2 separate regions of the Mus musculus genome follow, and region 2 is linked to region 1. The links are chromatin loops, found by intact Hi-C in ENCODE. Cell type or tissue: gastrocnemius. All regions are shown on one strand. Links, peaks and the distances in the headings refer to the core of each region. The heading gives the core; the rest is flanking DNA. Region 1 overlaps Auts2 (autism susceptibility candidate 2). Region 2 overlaps Auts2 (autism susceptibility candidate 2).

Region 1 (11,438 bases), core at 1,831-9,830:
CTTTCTCTAGTTTAGGAGGCTTCACTGGTCAAGGAGGAGAAATGAGGGGTAGAGATGTTCAATGTGTGCAATTCCTCTTTCATGCCAAGCCCACAGCAGACATCATTAATCAATCCAGACTTATTCCTTCTCAGTCTAGAATCAATGTAGGCATCTGAGGAATTGATCAGTGACAGCTTGACTACTAAAACCTAACTGCTGTCTTCAATAGAGATAACTTGAAGGTCTTTTTTGTTTTGCTTTGTTCTGATATTCTAGGATATCGTGCTGTAAATTGTTTCCAGGTCCTACAAGGGACTGGGGTTATTGAGAGCCTTATATATGAGCAAAAATATTTTATTAGCTTGCCATAGAAGGGAAAAAGTACAAATCATGATTTAGGAAGCTTTTTTTCCATGTCTTTAATGATTGGAGGAAGGAAAAACAAGAGTGCTTGTGTTTTATAGTCCCCAAAGCCAAAAGCACAGACTGTCTTAAATTTAGTAACACAGCCATGACTGTACATGGATGGTTAATCAACCTTGGTTCTCAGCTTAAAGTTCCAACATCAATTGTGTGAGTTTTTGTTGTTAATTTGTTTTGTTTTTTCACTTTTGAGACACGGGTTCATGTCAGGCTGGCCTCACAATTGCTATACAGCTATGGATAACCTTGAACGTCTCATCTTGTAGTCTCTCCTGTCTCAGTGCTGGGAATACAGGTGTGTCCCATCATGTACCGTTGATGCAGTGCTGGAGAAGGAACCCAAGGCTTTATGAACACCAGGGAAGCACCCTTCCAACTGGGCTACACTCCCAGTTTCTCAATTTATTAATTTAGCAGTGGATGCTATGGTGTACCTTCACTCACAGTCCTAGACCAAGAAGGATTTACAATAGCTTTAAAGGATAATGGAGGAGCCTGGTGTGATGGCCTACATCTGTAAGACTAGCATCTGGAAGATGGAGACAGAAGAGCAGGGGTTCCAGGCCTTGGCAACATAGTGAGTTTTATAGTTATGAGTTGTGCTGGATAGTTTTAGGTCAACACTACACAGGCTGAAGTCACTTGAGAGGACTGAACCTCCATTTAGAAACTGCCTCTAATCCCAGCACTTGGGAGGCAGAGGCAGGCGGATTTCTGAGTTTGAGGCCCGCCTGGTCTACAAAGTGAGTTCCAGGGCTTTACAGAGAAACCCTGTCTCGAAAAACCAGAAAAAAAAAAAAAAGAAAGAAAGAAAAAGAAAAAGAAACTGCCTCCATAAGACCAAGCCTACTGAACATACAAGACAAAAACACTGTCAGGAGGGAGGAGGTCTCTCCTACTACCACTGTGGCAAAGCCATGGCAGGGTGAATGTGAGGTGCTTGGTCACACCGCATCTACTGTCAGGAAGACATGATTCATGTCCTCCTTTTTATTCAGTCTGGGACCCCACTCCATAGAATGGTGTTGTCTAAATTCAGGATGGATCTCCCCACAACAATGAACCCAGCCTAGAAAGCCCCTCCCAGGCATATCTGGGGGCTTATCTCCTAGGTGATTCGAGACCCTGTGGAGCTGACAGTCAATAGGAACCATCTCAGGCGCCCCACAGATTGCACCATTCATAGGGGACCCAAGACTATGGGACACCACCTGCTCAAAATATCCCTGACGGATAACCAGAATATGACAGCATCTGAGGATCCACAGAGAGAGAAAATAACACACAATACACTATTTTTCTCCTTATTCATTCAGAAGATTGCAGTGATTTTTTTTTTCTTCTGAACTTGGTTAGTGTGTTCCTGCAGAGAACACAGGACCATTCAACAGCAGAATCCAGGGAAGGTCACTCTCTAATCCCCTGCTGGTTGGGCGCACTCAGGGATCAAGTATAACATTCTCCAAGCTGCCCAAAAGGCCTGTGAAATATTAGCACATGTTCTAGGGTTAGATCTGGTTGCCAAACACAGCATTACACTGCCAAGCCCCACCAAATACGTTTGGTTTGATTTGATCTGGTCTCAAGCCATCCTAAGAAATGGACCCACTTGACACTGTGGGAATGGCTTGGTGGGCAAGATTACTAGTTAGATGATGTAAAAAGCTGGATGGGGCGGTTCACATTTGTATTTCTGGCGCTGCTATGGCAGGAAGAGAGGAAGAGGACAGGTGAGCCACTGCAAAGCTCCTAGATCAGCAAGTCTGCACTGCAGGGACAGAACAACGGAAGAGACCCTGCTGCAACAAGGCAAAACCACAGAACTGATGCCTGAAAGTTGTCCTCTGACCTCATCATCCATGTAGCAGTATGGATGTATAAACACTCATTATAAACACACACACCAAAAAGAAAAGAAAACTATATAAAAGGACAAAGAAACGAATACAGGCCTGGACTTCCCCTTGGAAACCTGAGAGCACAGTTAGGAATCTGGATTTCAAGACACGACATACTTAGCTTAGAAACTCAATGAGCCAGAGTCTTCTGAATGGAGACCAGCCACTGACTTGGCCAGTAACTGGGAATGCCTGTGTTTCCTTTAAAGGAATCATTAGTCTCTAGTTTGAACTTTGAAAAAATAAAATATCAGGAGCTGGGGAGATGGCTCAGTCTGTAAAGTGCTTGCTTTGAAGGCATGAAGACCTGTGCTCAATACCTATAATACATTTCCAAAAAAACCAAACCAAACCAAACCAAAACCCTGCTGAGCATTGACTCAGAGCCAGCTTGGTGGGTAAAAGTACTTCCTGCACAAGCCTAATGACCTCAAGACGTGTCATGCAGTACCCATGTATGTCACACACACACACACACACACACACACACACACACACTGAAATAATAAGCAATCATAAAGCTGGATGTGCTATTACAGATCTGTAATCCCAGTGCCGGGAGAGGTGGAGTCACTGGACAGAGAGTCTAGCCTAATTGGTGATTTCCAAACCAATAGGTAACCCTTTCTCAAAGAGCAGGGCAGCTATGTGGACAGCCCCTAAGAAACGACAGCCAAGGTACATATGTGCGCATACATGTACAAATAAAAGGTACACACCCACCACAAACAGCTCTGACCCTACTGAGGGGTGCAGCAGGCTGCTCTACAAGGCTGGCTGGGTGGTAGGCTTGCAGGTGGGGAGATAAACTCACAGTACACTACAGTGAGTTATTTCTGAGGTTCCCATGGTGTGCTCCTAATGGGTATAAGGATGTGCTGACTTCCAAAGTGGGACTGACAGGCCCGCAGTCAGCTGTCATCTCCATCACAGACTTAATAGCTTTGCCAGGCATCCTCCCAGCAAAGGAAGAGAAGAAAGGTCTTGCTAGGTGACAGCATTCAGAAAGAATGTGTGTGAATGCCATTATGGTATTGAAAGCGTCAGGTGCCAGCAAGAAGGGCCCTGATCAGACAGACAAGCAACTGGGCTGCATACTTGAAGGTTATTTGAAGCCTGTCACTTCTATTAGCCAGTTAACCACTGGTGGAATCACTCACTAATTGGCCTTCTTCGTACCAAGGTGGGGCTGAGGTGGGGAAGGTGGAGAGGCCTAGACCTGGCACTCATGGTGCCTACCCTATTAGCAACTCATGATGGCTGGCAGGAGGAGGGGGGCAGCGTGCGGGCAGGGTTACCCCATGTGCCTGCTCATTAGCGGCTGGCACTAAAGCAGAGAAGCTAGTGGACACTGGCACAAGGCTAGCTTTCTGTTCTTGGAGAAGGCCAAAAATAATCTCAGTAGATTTAATTAAAACTGCAGTGAACAGATGGGGAAGATGGAAAAGAACTCCGACTGGAGACCGCTCATCTGTCTAGGTCTAGGCGAGCGTTTTAATGAAGCCCTCCTCTGTCTGCAGGGGCCCGGGACTGACACATCCCTTTCTGGTTATGCAACCGAGTGGAACGATTACCTAGCAACTCTGCTTAAAGAGCCAGGGGCCTCTTTCCCAAAGAAAAGTGTGGCTTGACTCAATGTATCTACCACCGTGGTGAAAAGCCATCAGGCGAGAGGAGGAGGGCCTTGTTCTAACTTGAAGACGGGCAGTCAGAAGATGCTCGACACGGGGCTATGGGTGGAGGCAGTGGGGGAAAGGGGGCTGAAGGGAATCTACAAACAGAATTGAGACTTAAATCTTGATGTCCAGCGGAAACAAAGAAGCTCTGTCCAGACCAGGCCAGTGGTCTGCCACAGTCAGGGCTCCTTTCACGGTTTGCTGGGCCGCAGGGAGCTACTGGGAATGGCAGGAGACTCCCCAGCCCACCATGGACGTTAAGAGCCGGCATACCATGCCTGTGCTCTTCACTGACTGACTGATTTCCATGGCAAAGCCCCAAGTTCTGGGGCTGAGAGCAAAAGAAGAGTTCAGAAGTTGCTTGTACTGTGTAGACCAACAGCAAGGAAAGGCCAAGTTGGCTGTGAGTAAGTTTGGCCCAGCGGGGTAGGTTTAAAGGCCCAGTGGATTTGCTGTTGTCTAGACCAATGGGCGTTTAGAGAAAGACCCAGAGTAGGAACGTCAGTGGATTCTACTCAAAGAATCCTGACTATTTAGAGACAATATGGAGGTGTTCTCTTAAGTCCTCTACTAATAAATAAATAAATAAATAAATAGATAAATAAATAATCTTTTTGAGATGTTAGTAAAGATTGGTATTGGCTACTTCCTTTCAACATCAAAAAATTAAATTACTTTGAATAGTTTTAAAATGTGTGTGCATGGAAAAAGAGTTGAGAGAGAGGGAGAATGAGAGAGAGAGAGAGAGAGAGAGAGAGAGAATATGCATGTGTGGAGGTCAAAGTACGACTTGAGAGCTGGTTCCCTCGTTCCACCCTGTGGTTTCCAAGGATCAAAGTCATTGGTTTTGGCGGCTGATGCCTTTAGTTGATAAGTCATCTTGAATACTCATTAATTAATCCATTATTTATGTGTGTGAGAGAGGGAGAGTGTTTGTGTAGTGTGTGTGCTGGTATGTGCGTATGTGCGTGAGGCCGTGGGCTGCTGTGCATGTGCACAGAATCTAGAAGCAGACAATGTGTGTTCTGCTATCACCTGATGCTCATGAGAACCAGAGCATGGCTACTCGCAGCACGCCTTGGGGATCCTTCTGTGTCCATGCCACACAGCACTGGCCTTATGGGTGCCGGGGATTTGAACCAGGTCCTCAGGCATGTGCAGCAAGCACTCCTTGACCACTGAGCCATCTCCCCACTCCACTGACATGTTTTTATGTTAGTAAGTACTGCAGATGTGGCTCACTTGAGAGAGTGTTTTCCTAGCATGAGTGAGACCACAAGTCTGATCGTCGACACCCTGGTATTGAACATCTGCCTACAATTCTAGCCCTTGGAAGGCGTTGGCAGGAAGATTAAAAGTTCAAGGTCACAGTGAGTTTTAGGCCAGCTGTGTCTACATCACACACACACACACACACACACACACACACACACACGGGGAGGGAAATATCATACATTCAACCCACAATTATAAATATAGGTGAAGCAAACCTCTTAGGAACGTTAGATGGTCAGATGTCAGCCATTTCCAAATGGCCATGGATATGAGAGGGAAGATTAGAACTTGCCATTTTATCTCTGAAGCACCATCAGAAGAAAACAGAAGATGCCATATAGAGCCACCACTTCTCCTCCGGACCTTCTAGCTCCAATCCAAGCACTCCCCACCCTGACATCTACCTTTTAAGGGAAATGGGCTAACTCCCTGCCCATCCACCCAATGTTCAAGGAGATGCCAAAAGATGTTTACTGAGTGCACAGAGCCTCAAAAGGTACTGAATTGTGTCATTTGGTGGAAAAAAAAAAGCAACCAAGTTTCCCTTGAAACTAGTTATGCAATGGTGTTTAAAAAAAAAAAAAGAAAGAAAGAGAAAGAAAAAAAAGCTTTTTGCTCAGCTAAGTTTCCTACTATATTAATCTCATTATCCTTTGAACCGTTTAACTGGCAGTGCCAAATGCAATTTGTATTCTGCGGCAGAGCGAATGCTCTAAAATGATTATCCCAATATGAACCGTGGCAAGCCTCGATATTGTTGGGTCTGAAAGGCCTCCTAACCACTGAATACTGTTCCCATATGCCTTCTGAGTTTCATGACACAGTGTTGCGTCTGCTTTTGCAAGGGATAAATTAAGCGTGTGAAAGTCTTAGCAAAGCCCTCATTTTCCAGTTAATCAAATCTCCCCTAATCAAATTAGCACACATAATTCCTCTGGATGTGCGGCACAAAAACTGCATTATCCCCCTTCCTCAGAGTTGAAAGCAGAGGACGCAGCATGGAGTCTTTCTCCTTTGCTTGAGTGGCCCTAAATAGAGGAGTTCTTCAGAAGGACGGGTCGAGGTAAACTTTGGCAGCGATGGCGTTCCCAGCTCATTAAATCCGCTGCGTCTGTGACCACCTCCGGGGACCACTGAAGCATTCCGTAATGAGATACTTGTTTAATTTTCCTTCAAAGGCCGGACATCTGTGACAACCCTCCCTCCATTCCAACCCCACACAGGCAAATGTATCAATAGGCCTAAGGCCTCTATCCAGTTTGATGGAGTGTTTTCCATTGAATAAACCAGATAATAAATTTTGAAGAGGAAGGAACAATTGCCATTAACTCTCGTTCTCTCCAAAGAGTCCAAGTCCATCATGAAAATTCAATAGCGGCTAAGCTAAATGGATAGATGTTCACAGTCAACCTTTTTTAATTGATTTCCCTTCATGAAATGATCTAGTCTCTGAAGCTAGCCGTCCCAGAGCCCCTCTTTAACCTTTCTTTTCATTCCAAATACATTTAGAAGCCCTGAACAAAAAGGAATAGCTAAAATATTAATCTCCCTTGAGAGCAAAGGCCTGCAACAGACCAGATTTTCAGATCAATCCCCAACAGCGCCCGTGGTCCACAAAAGAACGAACCCTACTCTTAGCTCTATTCAGTGTGGCACCGGCACTGACCTTTACTGAAAACCAACCACCACATCCCGACACTGGAAGAGACTAGAAAGCTTTTCTTGCATAATAGGGATTCGTCCATGATATTGTTAGCTCTCGGCCCTGTAGTCACTTCTGCATATGCCATAATAAGGCTTGGAATGCATATAATGAGAGAGATATTTTCACTTTAATACTTTATTATGTCTAGGGATATGTTTTAAGCAATATTTCATGTCCCATCCAACCCCCTCCTCCCCTTTCCTGCTTCCTCTCTTTAGCCCCCTCCCACCCACCCTCAGCCCTGCCTTTTTCTAGACTTGGTTGGCCAGGACCCTTCAGGAGGCACATGGAACGTGCTATTGTAATTCTCTCTATCACAATGACAACATGGTGGCCGGGCATGGTGGTGCACACCTTTAATCCCAGCACTCGGGAGGCAGAGGCAGGTGAATCTCTGAGTTCGAGGCCAGCCTGGTCTATAGAGTGAGTTCCAGGACAGCCAGGGCTATACAGAGAAACCCTGTCTTGAAAAACCAAAAACCAAAAACCAAAACAAACAAACAAACAAACAAACAAAACAAAAAAATTCCTTAGAACAATTTTCCCATCCACAAAGGTGACCCTGCAGTTCTCATACCCCCTCCCCTGCCTCTGTGTATCAGCCCTGGATCACAGGCCTGGCATCAACCCAAGCCAGTGAGTGTATCACAGGAGTGTCTAAGCCCTCTGTGCTCTCTCTGGGCTCCCAGAGCCAGGCCAAATGACTCCAGGGAGCCTAGAACTCATAACAAGAGAAAATTCACTTCCCCCACACCTGCCTTCTCCCCAAATCAGCTCTAATTTTGACAAACATAGAAACTGCTTTATAAAGTGTACTAGAATAAATGAAATGGGCAAGTCTCCCCACGGAACCCCAAAGTCACTCGGTATCAGACTCAGTTCATTAGCTTCCCTCTCAGTCCTTAACAGGTCAGGTCCCCTCTAAATCCCACCTCTCTGCTCCGCAAGGAGAGGAGGGGGGGAAGCTCTGCAAGCTGCTATTTCACTCCCAGCCCCAGCCCCAGCATGTGACTGCCCCGTGAGCTGGGAGCAGAGGCCTGTGCAGTTTCCAGGGCTGACACCTCCTCCCCTCATGAGCCACACTAACCCCACAGCAGCTGGCCAGAGAATTCCCCAAGGCTCTGCTACAGAAGCTGAGAAATGGAAGCCCAATTTCCACGTGGATTCCCTAAGCAGGAAGCTGTGAACGTGTGAGTCGCCTTCCCTGGGCCAAGGTCTGTTTATGTAGCCCCTTATTTACTGGAGCAGTAAGTTGGGAAATCATGGGGATTGCATAAACTCCCTGCCACAGAATCAGCGGCTGTGGAGCACACAGAGGGATACCCACTAGATTCCATCTCTCTGCCAGGAACCATGGGAGGCTCTTGCCTTCAGATCTCCTTTCATGTCCTTACCAGATGCCAAAGCTGATACTCATCTGCATTTCTCAACACATGAGGAAATGAACTCTGTGAGAGGAATCTGCACAGAGGTAATTCTTCCAATGTGTCTACAAACTCAGGCTCATTTGTGATTACTCCTAAACCCTTTAATCTACATTTCCTTTCTAGCTCAAAGGGTTTGAATCAGCCCCGATACCATCATCAAACAGTTGGCCCTTCTGCACACTATGGTCCTTCAAGTATGTATCGAATACTTGTATGTTTGTACTGAGATTTGTCACTTTAAAGAATCTACAGGGTGGGAGAAAAGCAAAGCAGCCAAGGAAGGCTGACATCTCCAGGAATTTTCAGCAAGTACGGTCATGAGGCCTCACGGAGCTGGGAGGGAAATAAGACACAAGGCAGGACCCCCACAGGCAGGAGACTGGGACAGAGGCACTGTCAAAGGTCTGGAGTACTTGCTTTTAGGTCATCAAGAAAGAAAGTGGGGCTGGTATGGCTCAGTGGTAGAGCCCCTGCCTAGAATCCCCCAGGGAGGGGCTGGGGGCGTGGCTCAGTGGTAGAGCCCCTGCCTAGAATCCCCCAGGGAGGGGCTGGGGGTGTGGCTCAGTGGTAGAGCCCCTGCCTAGAATCCCCCAGGGAGGGGATGGGGGCGTGGCTTAGTGGTAGAGCACCTGCCCAGAACCCTCCAGTGAGGGCCTGGAGAACTGGTTCCGTAGTAGACTGTCTATCTGAAATTCTCCAGTGAGGAGCTGAGAGTATGATTCGGTGACATGGTGCTGGCTGAGCATATACAAAGTCCTGGCTTTCAATCTTAGACTAGGGGTGGGAAAAGCAGAAAGTGAAGGAGCAACAAAGGAAAGCAGTAAGAGAGAATCCAACAAAACAGCCTGGGTAAGGCAGTGGTTCCCACCCTTCCTAATGTTGTCACCCTTCAATACAGTTCCTCGTGTTGTGGTGACCCCAAATCATAACATTATTTCCACTGCTACTTCGTAACTGTAATTTTGCTACTGTTATGAATCATAATATAAATATCTAGTATCCAGGATATCAGATATGCCACCTCTGTGGGGTGGTTCAAACTCTGAAGGGGTCATGACCCACAGGTTGAGAACCAGTGGAGTAAGGATGGAGTGGATGTCATGGATGCTAAGTTCGAGTTGTATGTACTGAAATTCTGTCTCAATACATATACATACATATATACATACATACATACAGTTTACAGAGGAAAGGCATAAGGATATAAGATAGACAAAGGGGAAACACAGTCTTGAGATTGATTGGAAATCTTAGCTGGGTGCAAACAAGTGGGTGACAGGCAGGAGGCAGCCTTAAAGTTGAAGAGGTTTGAGGAGGAATTTGAGGTGGAAACATAGAGAAGGGTAATCACAGGGTGAAGTGGAATTTGAGATCTTACAGACAGACACTTTTGAACTTGTCTGCCCATCTCCTGGGTCCTGGGATAACAGTTGGATGTTACCGTGTCCAATACGGCAGACACCCTTGAGTAAAGCAAGGATGGATAGTCTGGTCATTCAAGCTGATTACAGAACAGATAGTGTCACTGGATATGAAGATGCCAATCACTTTAATCACGAGGGCTCTTGGAGGATGAAGGGTACAGATCTAGTTTGGTACACGGAGCAGTGCCTCACCTTGCAGTTACTGAACACAAGGTGCTGGGGAAATAGAGGAGGGCTGATGAAAAACTAGCTTGATGGTACCATCTGATAACAAAGACGAGCCCCTTCCTGGAGTCTGAGCATGAGGGCTCTACCTGTATAGACCTTATAGTCTCTACCCAGGCCACACCTACCTGGCCTACTCATATGACCAGTGTGCAGATGAGACTACACTTTGCTCTAGCTGTCCCAGGGCTGAGATCTCCTAGCACATTCTGGTTCATGAGGACTGAACACTCGTTCTCCAGGATGTCGGTATTGTCTAGGACGGTTGTAGGTCCTTTTTCAGGTGGAGCCTTGCTTCAAGGAAGAACTTAGCTGGGTGAGCTTTGAGATTTATAACCTGCCCCACTTCCTGGTATTTCTCTGCATCCTAAGTGCAGATGCGATGTGACTAGATGCCTTCTGTTCCTGATAGGCTGTATTCCCTTAGACTATGCCCCCCCCCCAAAAAAAAACCCTCTTTCTTTCCTTAAGTTGCTTATTTTCAGGTATTCTGTAACAGCAAAGCTTATATAGTCCTTAACTTCCTCCAGTTTCTGCTTCCTTATTATCTCTGAGAGAGACTTGCCATCAGTTTCTTTAGTTTTGCTTTATGAGAGAGAGAAGAGAGGGAGGGAAAATAAAAGGGAAAAGAGACACGGACGAAAATAGCCATCTTTAACAAACAGCTACTGGTTTAAAAATAGTGCGGAGGCTAATGTGGCCGCCTTTATCTCTGTGGTTGACCTTGCTAATACACTATGTAGATCTCTTGCCAACTAATCGGTGGACTGTAACACAGGGCTTCAAGCTGTGCTCAACGATCAGGAACGAGGATGAATGAGAGGGTTTTAGCAACCAGGATCTGCAGACTGCTATCTGTGTCTGACAGCTGTCACCGTCTCTACAGAGGCCAAGGCCTAGACCTTCATTTAAAGGCAGCATGGATGATCAGATCGCTGGGACAGTGTCAAAACCGACTGGGCTGAACTAGGGAGACAGAGAGTAAATCTGTGAATAGCGGCCTCTCTCTGTCTCCGGCAGGCACAGATGGTGAATCAATATCCAGCCATGTTTAGTCTCAGTGGCCTGTGGGGTCATGGTGGAGGCCAGATCAGAAGTCCCACTCTGCAATGTCACCGTGTGGGAAAAGCTGCTTTATGGGCAAAGATCTAAAAGATTTACGAGGTCCTTGGCATGGACAGCGGTTGCAGAGCTGTGATTGTTTTGAACCAATTTTATGAGCTAATGAGGTTCCCCAGGACTTCATAATGTTCTCGGGGCAGTGGCTGCTCTGTTAGTCACTTTTCCCCCACAAGCCATCAGCTGCTTTCTCCTGATGGCCTGTGGGGACCGCTGATGGTGGAAGCAAAGAGGACAAGAAAGAGGCCCTCCTTTTGATGTTTGTTAAGAGATCAACTGGGTCT
Region 2 (11,438 bases), core at 2,238-10,237, 86 kb before region 1:
AGTGGCTCTATGCAGAGAAGGTAGGGGAGGATAGGCGGCCATTATCAGTGCTGGCAGGTGCTCTGGGATGGAGGTCTGTTGAGAAAACAGTTGGCTGACACTACCCGAGAGAATCCTTATCCCTTTCCCTTCCCTTGCTCCCTCTTCCTCTTCCTTTTTTCCTCCTTTTATTTTTGAAAGGAGGCTTTTTACCCTCATTAAATGAAACCTTATCTCTGAAAGACCCTCAATCCTCTGCACATGACAAGTGCCTAATCTCATGTTCTGACAAGTGATTCTGACAGCCCCTTCCTTTTGATTTCTGAGACGTGTAGTCAGACATGTATTAATCTGTCAGTCACCATCCCTAGCAAGAACGAGAGAGAGGGAGAGAAAGAAATGAACGTTTGTGAATATGAAGGCGAGACAAGAGGCTAGGATACCTATTTTAACTAATGTCTGAACATTTCTTCTTGAGGACGCCTCTCCTCCTCTTTCAGGGTTGGCAAACTGCCCAGTCCAGGGCCTTTGGGACAGGCATCTGGGGTGCCCAGTTATGGGGTCCAGTGGAGAGAGCACATGCTCTGGAGCGATGCACTCCAGTTTCAAATCTTCAGTCTTCCCTTGTAAGACTAGCTGGACTATACACTTGTTCACATATGCGCCAGCAAGGTTAGTATGGGAGGGTCACCATCCTGATTTTAAAAACTATGTTCTGGGCTGGGGAGACAGCTCAGACACTAAAGTGCCTGCCTTGTGAGGATGAGAACCTGAGTTCTGTCCCCAGAAGCATTGGTTGACTAAATAAGACAGATACAGTGAGTGACATGTGCCTGGGGTCCAGCCTAGCCTACTACTTGGTGACTGAAAGACCCAGTCTCAAAAAATGGTTCCCAAGAAACCATACCTGAGGTTGACCTCTAACCTCCATTTCCATGTGCACACACATGTATATGCACCTGCACATATGTTGCATCTCTTCACATGAATATACATACAGGATGCATATATATACATACATATTACACACACACACATACACATATAGGATGCATGTATATATATATGTGTGTGTGTGTGTGTGTGTGTGTGTGTATACACACACACATATATTCACATATATATTTTTTTTTCTCATAAATTAAACCAAAAACTACATCCTACTTTTTCTGTCAAGTCCCTAACACTTGGGGCTGGGAAGTCCACTTGTTGGTAAAGCACTGTTGTGTACAGGAGCTCTGATCCCCAACCCCCATGTAATGCCAGGCAGGCATGGTAGCAGCCATCTACAACCCTGGCATTCACGAGGCATACACAGGGGATTCCCCTGAGCTAGCTGCCTGAACACACTGAGGCTTGGTGAGTTGCAGATTCGTCAGGAGACTCTTCCTCCCTAAATGAAGTAGAGAGTGATCAAAGAAGACACCTGCTGTCAACTTTGAGCCTCCATGTACAGTTATAAAACACACTCATGAGCATCAGCACCCCTCCACACACACAAATACAGCCACGTGAGTGAATGCGGTGGTTTGCGTATGCTTGGTCCAGGAAGTGGCACTATTAGGAGGCGTGGCCATGTTGGAGTAGGTGTGTCTCTGTGGGCGTGGGCTTTAAGACCCTCATCCTAGCTGCCTGGAGGTCAGTCTTCTCCTAGAGGCCTTCAGATGAAGATGTAGAACTCTCGGCTCCTCCTGCACCATGTCTGCCTGGATGCTGCCATGCTCTAGCCTTGATGATAATGGACTGAACCTCCGAACCCATAAGCCAGCCCCCATTAAAGAGTTGCCTTGGTTATGTTGTCTGTTCACAGCAGGAAACCCCTAACTAAGACAACATTCATACACCCACATGCACATCACACAGATACCTGTGCAAGCAAAAAAAAAAAAAAAAAAGTTTGTGGTGTTTATTTCTTCACTCTGTAACACCCCATGGAAAGTGAGAAGAGATGGTCTGGCTAGATGGGCTGGTGTTCAAATCTCTTCCTAGCTGAGTGCAACAGAGCACTTGCCTAGAATCTCCCAGGCTAGGAGCGTGGCTCAATGGTAAGGCACTCACCTCATCAACAGCTGGCTTAATAACTCCTAATTCTAACAGGTGGGAGGGAGGGAGAGACAGAGGGAGACATTTAGGTTTATTTGTGTATCCTTGAGTGAGTGCCCTCCGGAATCTGGAATGCTACAAAAGTAGCCCCTTTCTTTATGGAGACACCAAACATGTGCTTCCCTAACTTTCCTGGGCTGTGACTGGCCCCAGTCGAAGGACCCATTGCACCTTCTAGGTTATTTCTAGTTCTATCTCATAGAACTTCTCTACATGGGGCAGTCGAGCCCAGAGCCAAATTATCTCAAGTGCTTCCCTCTGCTTCTATAAATCAATTTGACATCGAGACCCTAGACCCAATGTCCACTCACCTCAATCTGTAATCACAGTAACACCTACTAGTCAGTTTTTACTCAAAGCTCAGGCCTTTTACTTGGCACATGCTGTTTTCTGGACAAAGGTAGATGAGGGTCAGGGCTTATATGTGGATGGAAGCAACTGTAATTTGATCAAGACAGAGGAGAAAGAAAGGAAGCAATACTGATGGTCATTTCATTTATAAAGCCTTTCTTCTCCACCTAAGGCTATCGGTGTGCAAAGGCGGCAATTAAAATGGGGTTCAGGGGGCTGGCGAGATGGCTCAGGGGTTAAGAGTGTCGACTGCTCTTCTGAAGGTCCTGAGTTCAAATCCCAGCAACCACATGGTGGCTCACAACCATCCCTAACGAAATCTGATGCCTTCTTCTGGAGTATCTGAGGACAGCTATAGTGTACTTACATATAATAAATAAATAAATAAATAAATAAATAAATAAATAAATAGGGTTCAGATAAAAACACCGCCAAACAGAAATCAAATAAAATATTAAAATACTCAAGTGTCATTATTAAATAAGTGTTTGCTGCAGAAGGTCCTTAGACACTAACGGAGTCCACAGAGCCCAGGAAACCCTGAGCAGAGGGGGTAAGACGTATTCTTGCCCAACACCTGTGGCTAAAATTATTTGGTTGCTTTAGCACATGCCTCTGATGTGCTGAAAGTGAAAAACAAGCATAAAACTCAAAATCAATGTTTCATTTTCAATTTTTTTTTTTTTTTGATATGAGGTCTCATGTAGCCCAGGCTGGTCTTAAACTCACTATGTAGCCAAGGATGACCTTGGACTCTCCATCCTCTTGCCTCCATCTCCCCAGTGTTGTGATTACAGGCGTTTACCTCGGTCAGGTTTATCTAGTACTGGGGATGGGACCCATTTGCTTCATGTGAACGAGGCAAGCAGTTTACCAATGGAGCCATATTCCCAGCCCCTACATTTCCCAGTGTTCCGTGCTCCTAGCTGCTTCGCTAGAACAAATCACATCCCTCGTTATCCTGGACAAGCTGTATTGTATAGCAATTTGAATCTGTGAATTGTGTCCACTCTTGCTCTGGACTATCCTGAAACATCTGTAGTGCTCTTGCACCAAAGAAAGCCCATGGAAAGGACACACAGGAAGTACTGAAATTATGGCTATTCACATAACAGTTTCCACACTCAGAGCATAGACAAGAAACTCTTTCATCTATATAAAAAAAATTAAAAAATTAAAAAAAACTCTAACATGAAAAAAAGATATTCTCTGTTGACAGAATCCCATATGAGACAGATTTAGAAGACCTGAGAGGTGGTTTTGTTTGTTTGTTTGGAGTGTGTAAGCATACATATACATGCTTATGTGCATGATTGCATGTAAGATAGTGTGTGTGCACTTTCATATTCACCTGAATAGTGACCAGAGGATAACCTTAAATATAATTCCTTGGGTGCTGCCACCCTGTTTTTTTTTTTTTTTTTTTTTTTTTTGGTGACAGGATCTCTCACTGAACCTGGAGCTTGCCCATCAAGCTACAAGTGAGAGCAGAGCAAGGACTGTTAAGCTGTTTCTGCTTTCCAACGGTTGTCTAACGGTTTCTTTCCATCCTGGAACAAAAGCTCTTTAAGCAGAAGGGTAAACAGCTCAGAAATAGCTTCGGAAGTCCCTGAAACTGAGCAGTTTTCCTAGGCCCCGCCCTGCCAAAGTAAGTAATAAAAGCTGAGAGTCTTCAGAAATAAAGGATGCTGAGCTGCAAACAGGACTTTCAGCAGAGAAAAGCTGCAAAAGACAGCGAGTCACAGCACCTGCCTGGACAAAGCAGAAACCAGTCATTGCTGTCAGGCAGAGGTTTAGACCCAATGAGGCACTTGGAAAGGACACTATCTAAGCTGTTGAGCTGACTGCAGGCTGTGCACTGTGCAGGATCCCCCGTGCCCCCCCATCTAGGGTTAAGTAAGGTAAGATACGTGTGTTGCATCTCCCCACTAAAAGTTTTGTCACACAACACCATCTCTCTGGGCTTTTAAAATATGGGTTCTGTGGGTTGAACAGGGGTCTTCACATCTGCAAGACAAGCACATTAGCAACTAAACCATCTCTCCGACATGCTACCCTCTTTGCTAGAAAATGGGGTCTCACTGTGTATCTTTGGCTGGCCTGGCCTTGAACTCACAGAGATCAGCCTGCCTCTGCCTCCTAAGTATTGGTGTTAATGGTAAGCACTACCACGACCATCCCAACCTCTTCTATTTTTATTTTTTTAGATAAGACTTTATGTAAGCCAAATTATTCTCAAATTTTCCATATCGCCCAAGATGACCTTGAACTCCTGAGCCTCCTGTTTCCACTTTCTAGTGCTGTGAAGGCATGCCATGATTGGTTTATGCTGTGCTGCGGGCGGAATCCAGAGCTTCCTGTGTGCTAGGCTAGCACTGTACCAACTGAGGCCCATCCCAGCCCTGAAACCTGAGTTTCAATTCCAAACTGTGTGACCTTGGATGGGTCGCTTTAATCTCTCCAAACCTCCTATTATATAAGCGGAAGGGGCTGGGCTAGCTACATCTACATCCCTTCCAGCTCTAAAAATCCTGATCCTTAGTGCAAACACAGTCTGGGCTTGGCTGTTTTGTTTTGTTTTGCCGGTTGAACCCTCTGCACATCAGAGAGTAGGTGAAAGCCAGAGAAACAAGATCTTTGGGAAGCACGCAATCTGAAGAACCAGAAGGGATGTAATTAAAATCAGGGTTCTGTTCCCACAAACACACCCAAGGATCTTCCCATACAAACACCACAGTAATTAACTAACCTGCAAACCACACGGTTGCCACCCTCCAGGCCCTGCCGGGCTTAGCTAGCAGCCTGACTCAGGAATCCAGGCCGTCCTCACCCTCCCAGCCAGCGAGCCTGGCTCCTGACAGCATTCAAGCGTGGTTTGCCCGTGGCGTTGGTGAGACAGGAGCATTTCTCAAAGTCATGCAGGGGCATGAATACATTGCTGGAATTTTCAAAATCATTACACTGATGAGAAGACATGATGAGGAGCCAGCCTGCATCTGAATATCCTTGTATCTGCACTAAAGCCCTTTTTTCTCCTCCCTTTGGCCGCAAGAGGTTTACCAGAGTTGCTGCCAAATTGGTTTCTCAAGGAAGCTGGCTTTAGCAGGACCCTCTCCAGGGACGTGGGCCTCACTGTCTCAGTCCTCCAGGGCTGGGGCATTCCACTAGTTGGGCCAGTCCCTGGCACCATCTGACCAGAGTGGAGTCTATTTTCAACCTCCTCCTTTTTTTAACAACCTTATGTCATGCGTTCACCCAGACTGGCCTTGTGGCCCAGAAATTATATTTGTCCTGTCATCTGGCTAACCTGATAAACTTATAGTGCCCCGGCTGGGGTGCACAGGGCCAGCTGGGGACAGCTGAGGAGGTCTGCTTTAAGTCCCTAGATAACATCAGGGAGAGATGTCCTCAATCACACATTACAAATGAGGTCTGGGAGGACCTGCCTGGGAAAGATAATGTGTTCTCAGACATTTCTGGAGTCGATTCATTGGGCAGGCATCTTGGCTATCTGTATAATCTCAATGGCTTCACCCCTGGGGACCCGGCATTCTGCAGGCACCACGCATCTGATGATCTGAATTCAACAGCTGAAAACTGATGAGCAGGTCTACATAATCTGGCCAGTCGACAGACCAGCAGCTGCTGTCTTGCCTGGAAGTGTGTTCCGAGCACAGAGCTGGGGGCAGGTGAGATGGCTCAACACAGAAAGGTGCTTGCTGCCAAGTCTGATAACCTGAGTTTGATCCCTGGGACCAACAGGGGCAAGGAGAGAAATTACTTCCACAGGTTGTTTGTTCTTTTAAAAAAAATTTTTTTTTTTACTCCATGTGTGTTTTGCCTGTATTTATATGTATGTCTGTGTACCATGGGAACACAATGCCCATAAAAGGATTTGGGACAGCCATTAAGCGATGCTTGTAGTTTGCCATGTAGGCGCTGGGAACTGAACCTAGGCCCTCTGAAAGAGTAGCCGGGCTGGCGAGATGGCTCAGCGGGTAAGAGCACCGTCTGCTCTCCCAAAGGTCCTGAGTTCGAATCCCAGCAACCACATGGTGGCTCACAACACCCGTAATGAGATCTGATCACCCTCTTCTGGTGCATCTGAAGACAGCTACAGTGTATTTATGTATAATAATGAAAAATAAATCTTTGGGCCAGAGCAAGCAGGGCCAACCGGAACGAGCAGAGGTCCTAAAATTCAATTCCAAGCAACCACATGAAGGCTCACAACCATCTGTACAGCTACAATGTATTCATATACATAAAATAAATAAATAAATAAATAAATAAATATTTAAAGAGTAGCCAGTGCTCTCAACCACCACAAGTTGTCCTTAGACCTCCACTTGTACCTTGTGACTTGTGTGCTTCCCCCTCTCCCCGAAATAAATAATTATTAAGAAAAATGTTTAAAACAAGTACAGAGCCGGGCGTGGTGGCACGCGCCTTTAATCCTAGCACTCGGGAGGCAAAGGCAGGCGAATTTCTGAGTTCGAGGCCAGCCTGGTCTACAAAGTGAGTGCCAGGACAGCCAGGGCTACACAGAGAAACCCTGTCTCGAAAACCCAAAAAAAAAAAAAAAAAAAAAAAAAAAAAACAAGTACAGAGTTGGTTTGGGAAGATAGATCAACCTGTAATTGCAAATACAGGACCTGAGTTTGGTTCCCAGCAGTCACACACACAAAAAAATGCCAGATACGGTAATATATGTTTGTAATCCTGGTGCTAGGAAGTGGGGATGGCTTGCTGGCTTAACCTATTTAGTGAGCTCTAGGCCACTTAGAGACCCTGGGTAGCAGGGCCAGCAAGAACTGGGAGCATAAGTGCATGCCACATTTTGCTTGGTGACCTGAGTTCTAACCACGGAATACAGGATGGAAGGACAGAACCAGCTCCCTAAAGTTGTCCTCTGACCCCCATAGGAGTGCAGGGGCAGGCATGTGCATCCACACACTAGCAATATGAACTGAGTAAAAATGAAGGAAAACCAAGGTGGATGGCATATGAAGAACAGAGCCCAAGACTGTCTTCTAACCTGTATGCACACACACATATGCATGTGTAGTGTGTATTATATCTGTGTACATATATATAATATATTACATTTTATGCACATACATGTGTATATATGCATGCATATATATTACATTATATATACATATGTATATATGCACATATTACATTTTATGTATATATGTACATATGTATATATATGCACATATTACATTTTTATATATATACACATATGTATATGTGTATGTGTATATGTGTATATTACATTTTATGTATACATGTATGTATGTATATATTACATTTTATTTATATATGTATATATATGTGTGTGTGTATATATACATATACACAAAACTCATATGCTATGTATAGACAGACACGGTCTCAAGCTCCACTGTGAGCCTTTTCAGTTAGACTCTTCATATTAGCAGGAATCTCTTGGGGACCTGAGTGCACATAGATAATTGGGAGCTACAGCCCAGCCAACCAAGAGGGGGCAGAAAAGCTGAATGTGCCAATTCCCAGCCAGTGTAGCAGGTTCAGAGGCAAGTGTGTAAGAAGAAAGTAGGAGCAGATCTGCACTGTCTTCCAGGCTTACAACTGTGCCTGTGATTCAGACAGAACCCTGCATGTGAGCAGGAGCCCAGAGGTGTCATAAACAGGTGTCCTCATTAGCAGATTCAGCCATCTGTGTTAATTCAGTGGAATTTCACTTTAAATTGGAAAACTGATTCCAGTTTTAGCAATAAAATAAATTAATTAAAAGAAAAAAATTTTTTTGAGCCCAAGCTGCTCAAACTCTGTATGTATCTGAGGATGAACCAGAATGATGGAACCTCCTGCCTCTCTACATCCCGAGTGCTGGCTGGCATCACAGGTGTGCACAAACCCCACCCAACTTAGACAGTGCTTGGGGGTGGATGTATGCTAAGCAAACACTCTGCGGCTGAACTACAGCCCCAAGCCAAAGTTGAGAGAGAATATCTGACAGCGAGCCAACAAGTGATCTCCCACATCCTTATGGTAACTTATTACTTGATTTGAAAAGCAAGTCATGCCTGGCCTACGCTTACTTGGATCTTCCTCCAAGTATCTGTTAGGGAAAGATGGGCGAGGGCAGGGGAGGGTGTGAAGGTGACTTCTTTAGGGGACCTGGCATCAATCTTCCAAAAGGGCTATTTGGGGACCTCCTATGACCCAGTGTGGGGTTGGCTTCTGGCTTTTGATTTTCAGCCCGGAGTCATGAACGGTCTTTCTTGGTACAGGTACACTCCTCAGTTGCCAAGAATGGTGGGAAGCCTCCGCTCACATCTGTATTATAATAAATGCATTATAAATGAGCAAGTAGGAGACAGTAAGGAAATGATGTTTTACTTTTAAATGCTAATTACGAAGCCCTGGTACTGTTAATGTGCGGGGTGTTCTGTCAATTTTTAATGTTTATGCCAAGTGTAGTCTTCAATTTAACATGAGCTTTTAATCCTTTGAGTACTAAATTGCCTTTTAATGCTTGCAGAACAACATTGTGTTTGTACAGAGTCAGGTCTGAAAAATGTATTTAGCACAAGGTATGTTGTGGGAAGGCAGAGAGAAGATGGGGGAGGGAAGATAACTTTTTTTTTCCCTCTCTCTCTCTCTAAGAAGATGTGCTGGTAAGAACAAAAATCAACAGGCTCCCAGTCTCCTCTACATCATTTCCCATTCTTTCTGAGGTTGCTGTGAGGGCTTCTATCCTGTTGCAGATTTAACCCTGCAGTGACAGCTCTCAGCTCCCAGGAACACAATCAGCCCCAGGGTGCACCTTGCCCCATCAAAGGAACGCCTGCAGAAACCAAGGAGAAGGAAGAGTCTGACCACCCTCCTGGCGTGCACTAAGCTGGAAGGGAAAAGGGCGCTCGGGGCATGCTCAGGGGTGTCTGAGCATTTCCTGCTGCCACAGAGAGGGAACTTGTTTTCTCTAAAGACAGAATTGGGGAGGCAGGGGATGTGGCTCCGTGTGTAGAGCGCTTGTTTAGCATGCATGGAGCCCTGGGTTCAATACCCGACACCGCATACACTGAGTGTGGTTGGTCTATGTCTGTTATCCCAACAATTAAGAGGCAGAGGGAGAATGATGAGACATTCAAGGCTATCCTTGGCTAGAGAGAGAGTTCAAGGCCAGCACAGGCTACAAGAGACCCTGTCTCAAAAAGCAGAGCAAGCTCATTCATGGGTAAGACAGAATGGGGTGATGGGAGAGTGGGCAGCTCATCAGGACAATGCTTTGTTTTCTTTTATTTCTGGGTGCTACTGTATAGGCAGGGAGTCAGAAACCTGTTGCTTAGACCTGCACCACTCCCAAAGTTCACTCTGATCCATAGCGCCATTCCAGAATTTTCTTTTGAGCTCTTAGTATATGCCACATTGATTTCCTGATGCTTGCCAAGTATGGACTTGCTTTGGAATTCTATATAACAGTAAGTAACACACACACACACACACAGAGTGCTGAAGTATCATTCAGACCGTGACTACAACTGTGTCACTGGTACTGGGTTCAATTCCAAAAGCCAAATGATAAGATAAGTACTTCAGGTTTGTAGATGCAACTCAGTTGGTAGAGTGCTTACTTATCTAGGATGCAATAAGCTCTGGGTTCCATTGCTACCACTGCTTAAACTGACCTGGTAGCCATGCCACTCAATAGATGTAGAGGGGACCATCAGAAACTCAAAGTCAGGCTGTTGAGATGGCTCACCCCGTACAGATACTTTCCTGTCTCTTCCAGCCAGATATGTTAAGTCATTTTTTCAAGATTGTATGTCTGCTTGATGGGTAGAGTTCGACCCTGACTCTCTGCTCTTAAGAAAGGAATTTGTGAGGCTGCTGAGATGACTTGGGAGGTCAAAATCTGCCAAGCCTGGAGAGAGTCGAGCCCCGGGACCCTCGTGGTGGAAGGAAGGAACCGAGTGTCTCAAGTTGTCCTCTGACCTCCCCACAGAGCATGTGCCATGTACTCACTTCCCACAGAACAAGTAAATTAAATAAGTTATAAATACCATTAAAAACAAAGAAGGTCAGGGTCACCTTAGTGAGTCTCAGGCCAGTCTGGGCTACTAGAGAGACTCTGTCTCAAAAAAAGAAAGAAACCTAGTTTCTTTAAACTATTTCATTGCACTTGTTTGTTCATTTATATTTGGGAAGGGCTGGGCACGCGCCATGATGCACGTATATGGCGGCCAGAGGACAAGTTGAGGAAGTCAGTTCTTTCCTACCATGTGGCCCCCAGGGAACAAACCCGGGATGTCATGCTTGGCAGTGTGTATCTTTAGCTCACTTGAGTTATCTTGTTGGCCTGAAACCTAGTTCTTAGTACCATGAGTTTGGTGAAACTGTTCTTTGGAAGGACACAATCATTTGGGTAAATACAGTTTATAGAGTTTGGTGTGTCTGGGCTGAGGGCAGGGCCAGCAGCAGTACACCTGTCATCCCTCAGTCTTGGCTCCTGGACACTCCTGCTGGCCTTCCTTACTGGGGCAGGAGAAGAAACCATAAAAGGAGACCTAAACAAAGTCCACAGGAAAGTCTGGTTTCTAGAAGAAAGCAAGCTTTTGCTTCCATTGTTTCCCTTCAGTGAGCAGGCATTCCCAAGGAACAATGGCCCACCTTTGTGTTTGGTAAACTGCCTAATGATTAAATAGCACACTCCCAACATTTGAATATCAAAAGGCTGTGGTCCCACAGGAGAGCCAATTGCCAGCTGATGAACTTCTGTACAGCTAGTCAGAGCGGAGGAATCAGCAAGTGCGGAGAAGAAATTATGAGGTTCCCTCACTCCATAGTTTTGACAAGGACATGACATACCGTGTGGAGTCCAACAGTTGCCACTTACAGCCGGGGCAAGTGGCCACTCTAAATATGGGCTTTTCTGAATCTGCTTATTATGTGGTTGGCTGTGTTATAATTTGATTCAAAACCCTGCATTAGCCTTAGAGGTATAAGTACAAGGG

What was found. A loop is a pair of places that touch in the nucleus more often than their neighbours do. Peaks named below come from ENCODE experiments on the same cell type or tissue, not always from the same donor. Only the 100,000 strongest peaks of a DNase experiment are listed, where the experiment ranks them.
Region 2: it touches region 1 in a loop (3-fold over the local background); 3 of 42 quality-filtered maps call a loop at or near these places.

The regions. Positions count from the first base shown.
Region 1 is chr5:131,639,702-131,651,139 of GRCm38, forward strand. The region is part of intron 5 of Auts2 (autism susceptibility candidate 2); the gene reads right to left. Among named protein-coding and RNA genes, the nearest start is that of Gm29681, 230 kb to the left of the region's middle. In gastrocnemius, for the core only: no CTCF peak of the experiment used is centred there; DNase peaks (open chromatin) are centred at 3,645, 3,788, 4,224, 6,350 and 3 more places; H3K4me3 peaks cover 806 bases; H3K27ac peaks cover 2,391 bases.
Region 2 is chr5:131,552,920-131,564,357 of GRCm38, forward strand. All of the region lies in intron 5 of Auts2 (autism susceptibility candidate 2), which reads right to left. Among named protein-coding and RNA genes, the nearest start is that of Gm29681, 140 kb to the left of the region's middle. In gastrocnemius, for the core only: no CTCF peak of the experiment used is centred there; DNase peaks (open chromatin) are centred at 5,269, 5,564 and 6,042; H3K4me3 peaks cover 1,311 bases; H3K27ac peaks cover 2,126 bases.